Regions from separate parts of the Homo sapiens genome. Here region 1 is linked to region 2. The links are chromatin loops, found by intact Hi-C in ENCODE. Cell type or tissue: PC-9. All regions are shown on one strand. Links, peaks and the distances in the headings refer to the core of each region. The heading gives the core; the rest is flanking DNA. Region 1 overlaps JAKMIP3 (Janus kinase and microtubule interacting protein 3). Region 2 holds the start of LOC124902525 (a long non-coding RNA gene).

Region 1 (4,380 bases), core at 72-4,071, 99 kb after region 2:
TTGTCTGCCCAGAGAGCTGTCTGTGGGCCTCTTGGACATGGACACCAGCACCTGTTCCGGTGGAGGTGGCAGGGGGTGCAATGCACTTAGCTTTGGTGGTCTAATGCTGTATTTTTGTGCCGGTTGGCCTCCTGCTGGGAGGTGGAGCTTTCCAGAGAGCATCTGCTGTGGGAGCATAGAGAGGAACCCGCGGTGAGTGGGGCCCTGGAACTCCTAAGAGTATATGCCTTTTGTCTTCAGCTACCAGGCTGGATGGGGAAGGACCATCAGGTGGGGGCGGGGCCAGTGTCTGAGCTCAGACTCTCTTGGGCGGGTCTTGCTGTGGCTGCTGTGGGGCATGGGGGTGAGATTCGCAGGTTAATGGAGTTGTGTACCTACGAGAATTATGGCTGCCTCTGCTGAGTCATGCAGGTTGTCAAGGAAGTGGGGAAAAGCCAGCAGCACAGGCCTCACCCAGCTCCCACACAAATTGAAGGGCTGGTCTCACTCCCACTGTGTCCCCCACAGCAGCCTTGAGTCTGCTTCCAGGCAGTGGGCCAGCAGGGTTGAGAACGTGCCCCAGGCTACCTGCCTCCCAGCTGTGAAAATGGGGCTTTCATTCTTCCTCTACCTGTGGAGTCTGTCACTGGATTCACACCCTCCCCCAAGTTCTGGCCAGGAGGCTTCTCCTTAGGTTGGAATTGTTACAAAGTTCAGCTGGAGGTTTCCTTCTCCCTGTGGCCTTTCCCCAGTGCCTCTGGCTGCCCTTCCAAAGGACCCCTCTGAGGTAAGGCAGAGATGGCTTCCTAGGGAACCAAGAGAGCCCACAGGGCTTTTCCCACTGCTTCCTCCGCCCCTGTATTTCGCTCGACTCAGCTCCAGGTGAGCTCAGAATCTTCTCCCGTGATCTAGACCTTCAGGTTCTGCAGTGGGGGTGTGTGTTTGGGGGTGAACGGTCCTCCTTTCCCACTTCCATAGCTTGGGCACTCACAGTATTTGGGGTGTCTCCCAGGTCCTGCAGGAGCAATCTGCTACCTTCAGAGGGTCTGGGGGTTCTCTCGGCTTTCCCGATTTATTCCTGCAGTCGTTCTGGATGCAGAAGTTCACGACACGAGACTCCACACACTTTTTCTCCATCTGAGTGGGAACTGCAATCTGGTTCTGCCTGCAATCTAGTCCCATCCACCATGATCCTCCTCCTGGGTGTTTACTATTCCTGATAGGTGTTTTTGAGCTTTGTTCTGGGACACTGCTGAGTTGTTTGGGAAGAGCATTCTCTGTGAGGCTTGCCTTCAAGATTGGGGCAGGAGTGGCCCACCACAGAGACAGTGCCTGTCTGGGTGCTCTGCCCAATGCCCTGAGTATTACAGCTCAGGCTTCCACCCATGGTAGAATCCGCCGGCATACTGTCCCATGCTGCTGTTAGGGAGAGCAGGAGGGATCCAGCTCTCTTGGGAAGCAGGTGCTGTGGTCTTGGGGGGGTCTTCCTCTGGATCCTGGTTTCCTCACCTGAAGAGCTGGGGGATCTGGCCAGGTGATCCTGACATTTCTTCCTGTGCCAGAAACCTCCCTTTTTACATTGGGAGCAGTAGACAATTGGTCTGGGCAGAAGCTAAGCTGTGTGTAAATCATGCACAATTTTGTTTTTAGTTCTGATATTTTTAAAACACTGGTACTACCACTTGGAAAACATAACATGCTCAGTGGTTTATTTTATAGAGTGATCGTTGCTGCCAATTCTTATATCTCAAAAGGGACTTCTAGTTATTAATGTGACCTAAGCCTTCCTGCCAGTAGTAACCCAGGCAGACTGAAAACCACCGGAGAGTGACTCATACAACATGTGTCTCCTTTGAAGATGGCCATGCCCTTGAGCCCTGGAGCCGACGGCTGTTTCCTTAACACGGGGTGGTGGTTACTGTACTTGGTTAGTGTAATATCTGACTTCCACCCCAGGAAGTGCACTCGCAAATTTTAAATCACACTTGTTGTGTAACTGAAATGATAATGGTAAATACAGGTGCAAGATTTTTTTCCTTGATGAAAAAGTTGTGGCTTTGGACCTGGCCGTGATTTTTTTTTTCTTTTTTAAGTTGTGGCCAGCCTTCTGCCTCTGGATAGATGGAGGGGACATACTTTTCCCTGCTCCCCCATTAGTACAATCAAAACCCTGGACATGAAATAAGAAACCAGTGTAAGAAGACTCTGAAAGGCAGGCTGGAGAAAGCGGCCGGCCAGGGACCTCAGACCCCAGGAATGACGCCATGGCAGGGTCCCTGGGTTTTCTTTTTGCCTGGGATGTCCCAGACACAGAGCTGAAGAATCCAGCAACCCAGAGCCAACTGGCTCAGACAAACCATCCCCAAGAAGAGCCTGCTTCCTCCAGCCACAGAACCAGTTAGGCAGCAGCCTCACAGCAGACATTTCCCGACATGGATGTGCAGATGGCCAAGGCACACAGGAGAGACGCCACGGCGAGGTGCTAGGGAAATGCAGACAGAAGCCATAGGGCCTGTGAGCTCACCTAGGAGAACGGCAACGTTAGAAATGGCACCACCACCAAATACAGGCAAAGGTGTCGGGAACCTGGGTCCCTCATACACGGCTGGTGGGAGGCAAGGCCCCTCTGGAGACCAGCTGGGCAATAAACATCCAGCTGCTGTAGAGCCCGGAAATGGTTCAGCGCCAGGTATCCTCCAGTGGGCGAGTGGCGAAAGATACAGTGGTGCAGCCACACCGTGGGTCACTCTGCGGCGAGAAGGGTGAACCGTGGGCCACTCCGCGGTGAGAAGGGGTGAACTGTGGGTCACCACCCAGCAGTGAGAAGGTTGAGCTGTGGGTGCCCATGGTAACCTGCGTGGCCCTCCAAGCATCACACGGACTCTCGGGAGGTCGCCTACTGTATGACTTCATTTCTATAACATTTCTGAAATGGCAAAATTATGTAGTTGGGGAGCAGATCGTGGCTTCCCATGGTTACAGAGGGGGCAGGGTAGGAGGGAAGTGAATGTGACAATAACAGGGACCCTTGTAGGGACAGGAGTGTTCCCAACCTTTGTCCCCTGGCTGTGATACTGTCCCGCTGTTTTCCAAGATGTTCTCATTGGGGGAAATAGGGAAAGGGGATGTGCGGCATCTGTATATTCTGTCTTACAACTGCATGTGGGTCTACAATTATCTCAAACTAAAAGTTTTTTTTTTTTTTTTAAGAAAAAGTCATGGCACTTCAGTGAAAATTTAGAATTTTAATGCATTTGCAGGTGATTCAGAACCTAAGCTTCCTATCACAGAGATTGCCCTTCCTTCCTTCCTTCCTTTTATTTTCTTCCCTTCCCCTTCCCCTTCCCCTTCCCCTTCCCCTTTCCTTCCCCTTCCCCTTTCCCTTTCCCATCCCCTTTCCCTTTCCTTCCTTTTCTCCCCTTCCCCTTCCCCTTCCCCTTCCCCTCCTTCCTTTTTTTTTTCTTTCTTCTTTTTCTTTTCTCTTTCTTTTTTTGAGACAAGGTCTTCCTCTGTTGTCCAGGTGGGAGTGCAGTGACATGATCACAGCTCACTGTGGCCTTGACCTCCCAGCCCCAAGCGATCCTCCCGCCTCAGCCTCCCAGGGAGCTGGGACCACAGGTGCCCACCTGGTTAATTTATTTGTTGCAGAGATGGGGTCTCCCTCTGTTGCCCAGGCTGGTCTCAGACTCCTGGGTTCAAGTGATCCTCCCACCTTAGCCTCTTAAGGTGCTGGGATTACAGGCCTCAGCCACTGTGCCCAGCCAAGATCGCCTTTCAGTACAAAGTGAAATGTGCTAGATTCAGTTCTGGAGATGAGGACTGATGGCTCACTGTCACCGTCTTAACATTTATCGATCAAAATGTGAATGTGTTGAAGTCAGTGCAGAGATTTTGTGGATGATCCCAAGCTGCTTTTCAGAAAGTCACTCATGGCACTTCCTGAGGGCTGTGTGGGTTGTTGTGGGATGAAATGGTCTCTTGTCCATCTTGAAGCATCTTTAGCGTCCATCGCAGTGGCCACTGCAGATCAGAGTGCGGACGTCCCTTAAGAGCCCTTCTAGGTATCACTGTGAGGCCAGCTTAGTGGCGTTGCTCTTCTCCTGGGTGCTGAGTGGCTGCCAGAGCCCCCAGCACCTCCACCGGGCTTCTCCCATCCTGGGCCTGGTCTTTACCGTGACCTCTGGCCACACCAGGGGCATTTGCAGTGAGGAGGGGGCTCTTTACCACAGCGCTCCTCTCTCAGAGCTGGATTTACGACACTGGTCTCGTGATCAGGAGCCGGGGGTGAAGTCCTGGGTCCTCCTTCCTCCTGGAGAGACAGGCCATACTCAGTAAGCCTCCTCAGGGTGTTCTTACACTCACCTGGGTTTGGGACCCGAACCTTGGACTTCTCTGTAGGTA
Region 2 (4,380 bases), core at 171-4,170:
AGGATTATAAGACATAGCGTGTTCTTAAAGGACAAAACTGATCATAACGGTGATCATAAAGACAGCTCAGCTTCTCCTTTGCCTTATCTGGGCCCCACAATGTTCTGAGCACTTGCCATTGAATGACCCGTTTAACACTGTCCAGGACTCATGCAGGCAGGAATTATACTGTTCTTTTTTTACAGAGTGGCGCATCCGTTTTATTGAGGTAAAATGGATTTTTGTACATTCACTCCATGACTGAACTGAAAAGATATCCACCACCCACATAATAGGCAAAGGATTAGTAACGGAATATGCAAATGGATCTAAAAATCACAGTAAATGTACAAACAACACAATCTTTTTTTTTGTTTGTTTTTGAGACAGGGTCTGGTTCTGTCGCCCAGGCTGGAATGCAGTGGTGTGATCTCAGCTCACTGCAACCTCGTTCTCCTGGGCTCAAGCAGCCATCCCACCTCAGCTACCTGAGTAGTTGGGACTACAGGTGCACCCCTCTGTGCCCAGCTAATTTTTTTTTCTTTCTTTCTTTCTTTTTTTTTTTTTGTAGAGACAGGGTCCCACCATTTTGCCCAGGCTGGTCTCAAACTCCTGAGCCAAGTGATCCACCTGCCTCAGCCTCCCAAAGCACTGGGATGACAGGCGTGAGCCACCATACCCGGCCCCAGCAGTACAATCTGGTAAGTCGAAAAAGAACTGGCACCTCATGAAAACAGAGAAATGGCCAATGAACTGAAAAGACGCGCAGCCTTAGCAGCCGCAGGGACGTCATGCTGAAGCAATGAAGCCCTTCCTCCTCTCCGGCTGTGCTCACTGCTGGGAACTGGCAGCTCAGGGGTCTCGGTCCTGCCTGCTTCCCCTCCACGGCCCCTCGCTGCCTGTAGCTCCTCACGCCTTAGTCCAGCTCCATCTGCTCATTCCCTGGAGTGCACCCTCAGCTGCCTTGTCCCTCTCACCCAGTTGGCCAAGCCCAGCTGGGCACCGGGCCTGCACCCAAGCTGCCAGGAGTGGAAAGAGAGGAGACACAGCCATGTGGATTGGTTTCATTTTAAATTCATGGCCACCAGCTCAAGTGGACACTTGTTGACTGCTACATTTCCCCAGCCTGGTACCACCCAAACATGTCCTCGTGTCCTGGCACACAGAGAGGGCAGAGCTGGGATCACACTGCCTGCCCCTCTAAATGAAAGGTTGCTGAGCAGAGCGGGAAGCTGCACCTTTGCAGGCAGGTCAAGGACCTGGCTTCTGGGACCCAGGGGGACCCCATGTGAAGGGGAGTGGGGCTGGGCTTGTCTAGAATCTGCCTGAAGTGGGGACCTGGAAGAGTGAAACTGAAGGAGGCTGGAAGTATTCACCCGAAGGCAGAGAGACTCCAGACCCCGAAAAAGTGGCCCAAGAGGGACAGTCAGCTTTGGTCACCTGGGAGCCCAAGCAGTGTGTAGGCAGCAAAGACCCCCGGCCCTTGCCGCTGGCCTTTGGGCTGTCCCCAGAGGGTCAGGAGCTACAACTGGAGAGGAAGTGGGCAGAGCCCAGGCTGGAGCAGGAGGCATTTCAACTCAGAGTAAAGTTGGGAGTTTTGATGGTTACACCGGCCAGGACACAAAAATTACTTCAGTGAGACCAAATCGAAAATGGGCATGAAAACGGGGCCAGATTTTCACCCGGTGGTGGGTGTGGGGTGGGGAAGAACACTGGGGGAAGGAACAATACAAGTGATTTGTTTCTCTTCTATTAATAACTCGCAAAGCTGCAAAAGTGGGTGGGGGCTTATTCAAATGAATGTAATTCTTCTGTTACCTTCAAACATCAGTGACACTATATGCACAGGGGACCATCAGGGGGCGGGCGCTGGAGGGGTAATTCTTCCACCTCTGTGGCACCCAGCTGTGCGCCTGCAGACTGATCTGTCTCCCTCCCTCTTGCAGGAAAACACTTTTCTATGAATTCACAATGATATTTGTACTATGCTGGGGCTATTGTTAGGAGTTGGTATGATGAAATATTCCGCATTGTAAACAGTGTGCACACAAACATGTCTCGAGTGTGTACTTGTACTTTGCTGGTGAGTGGAAAGCAGAGGGTGATCTTTGAAAAGAGGCTGGACTGCTTGCTGGAAAACCTTCAAAACAGGAAGCAGCCACTAGATTCAAGTCACATTCCTGCCGGAGGCTAGACGTGATCCCCCAGGCCGGAATCCCAGCAGTGCTGGGCGGGCGTGTTTATTTGTCCTTGGGTACATGAAGCAATAGCTCCGTTGCTCCTCCGTGAGAGATTGCAGAATGTTCTGGCTGGAATAACCAGTCAAGGTAGTGTCAGAAGACAGAGTTACAGCAGATCTAGTTTAGAGGCCTTCATTGGCTTGCGTTTGCTCTTCTAGAATGGGCAACACCTCGTTCGATAAAATAGAGAAAAGGGCCGAGGAAAGCAGAAACCAGAACAGAAAGCTGATTGGTCTTTTCACAGTTAAAGGTTTAAGCAGAGGGCTTCCCTACTGTGCTAGCTGAAACTGGCCTGTTTGGGGATTTGGCTACGATCTCCTTCTCTCCTGATTTCTTAGAAGCTCAAACAATTTTCTCTTGGTGGTGTGGAAACTCAGCGCAAACAACCCTGTTTGGGTTTGGTCTGTTGGGCTTAGTGCGGGAGCCCTGCCCAAAGCCAGTGCCTCCTGTCAATTTCACTGCACACTGACATGGGACCAACATGCCTAACACTCGTCTGTCCCGTGGACCCTGTCTCTTTCATTTTTTTATTTTTAGTTTTTAGAGACAGGGTCTTGCTCTGTCTCCTAGGCTGGAGCGCAGTGGTGCAATCACAGGTCACTGCAGCCCTGACCTCCTGGGCTCAAGGGATCCCCTCTTCTCAGCTTCCCAAGGAGCTGGGACTGCAGGCATGTGCCACCAGGCCTGGCTAATTTTTTATTTTTTGTAGAAACAAGTTCTCACTATATTGCCCAGGCTGATCTCAAACTCCTGGCCTCAAGTGATCCTCCCACCTAGGCCTCCCGAAATGTTGGTATTACAGGCATGAGCCGCTACACCCGGCTCTGTCTCTTTCAAAGCACAAGTCCACAGTTTTGCTGACACGTGGTGGCGATGGGGAAAGGTCAGCAGGGAGTAGAGAAGAGAACACAGGCTTTTGCCACTGTGTGAGGTGGCAGTGGGAGAGTCTGCAGATAGCAGGGGAGCAGAAAGCAGGGGACAGCTAGGGCTGGTATCTGGGCTCTGCTACTAAGAAGCTGTGTCACTTGGAGAAGCGACTCACCTCTGTGAAGGTCCCCATCTTTAAAATGAGGGTGACCACAACAGCACTGCCCTCTGAGGCTGCCATGATTCCGTGAGTTCACGAGGGCACTGCATTTGGTGCCTGGCAAATTACAGTGCTTGGTGGGTGGTGCCTGTGCCTGACACTCCTGCCCTGTGTTGTTACCTCCTAATAGCCAGCGAGGGGAGGTGTGCTTTCCTTATCTCGCACAGGAGGGGACTGAGGCTCAGATAGTCCATGGCCACATGAACTGGGACTCGGAAACAGGCCCTCATGGCTGTAAGTGCTGGCCTCATTTCGCGTTGCGTCACCAAAAACAGACAGGATCAGTGATCAGCTAGAGGGGCCAAGCAGGGGCAGGAGGGTGGGAAGAGTGGTCCCTCCAAGGGGACCCAGAAAATGCCAGTGTGACAGCCCTCGGGGCCCCTGGCTGGGCAAGTGGAAGACAGAGCACTGGCTGGAGCCGAGAGCTGGCAGGACTGAGCCTTGGCCTCCGCAAGAGCCCCAGCAAAAGCCAGCCCGGCACAACAGCTTTGCCCCTCGGTGGAAGCCCCCAGGCTGCGTCTGGAGTGGCAGAGCTCGCATTCCAAGCTCAGAGACACTGTCTCCAAGAGCCCTGCGCTTCTAGCCGAGCCCTTTCCCTGGGTCAAAGGAGAATGGTGGAGCTCTTTTGGGGTACACTGAGGGGGCCCAGGCCAGGCTTTGTAGGGAAGGCCCTGATGACCAGTAACTCATGAGGACTAAGCTCTGATTTTTTTATCTTGCCCAAATTCCTATCTTAGGGGTCTGGGGAGTCATGCCCTACAAACCGTAAGTTCTCATGGGATGGGTTTTATTTAACCCTATATATTGTGACTTACTTTCCAAGCTGACTCTGGTATAACATTACGAGACAAAGAAGAAAATCAAAATATTTTATCCCAAAACATGTTTCTCTGCCATATCTTGAAATGGCCCTGCAAAGTTGTCCTTTGTGGGGGAAAATCTACATCTGTAAAGAATGGAGTATCTAGTAACATAGCTACATTTTTTTCTTCCAGGCCCTCCCAATCCTGAAGAGATTTAAAAATCTAGCACCTTTTAAAGACCTGAATAGGGCCGGGCGCGGTGGCTCATGCC

What was found. Peaks named below come from ENCODE experiments on the same cell type or tissue, not always from the same donor. Only the 100,000 strongest peaks of a DNase experiment are listed, where the experiment ranks them.
Region 1: a loop joins it to region 2, with 2.8 times the contacts of the local background. A loop is called at or near these places in 1 of 110 quality-filtered maps.

The regions. Positions count from the first base shown.
Region 1 is chr10:132,094,582-132,098,961 of GRCh38, forward strand. All of the region lies in intron 1 of JAKMIP3 (Janus kinase and microtubule interacting protein 3), which reads left to right. Among named protein-coding and RNA genes, the nearest start is that of JAKMIP3, 31 kb to the left of the region's middle. In PC-9, for the core only: no CTCF peak of the experiment used is centred there; DNase peaks (open chromatin) are centred at 550 and 1,850; H3K4me3 peaks cover 195 bases; H3K27ac peaks cover 2,614 bases.
Region 2 is chr10:131,995,692-132,000,071 of GRCh38, forward strand. LOC124902525 (a long non-coding RNA gene) reads left to right here and starts at 650. Exons shown (of 2, transcript XR_007062339.1): 1 at 650-680. RefSeq lists an enhancer at 339-1,325. In PC-9, for the core only: no CTCF peak of the experiment used is centred there; a DNase peak (open chromatin) is centred at 2,230; H3K4me3 peaks cover 844 bases; H3K27ac peaks cover 1,407 bases.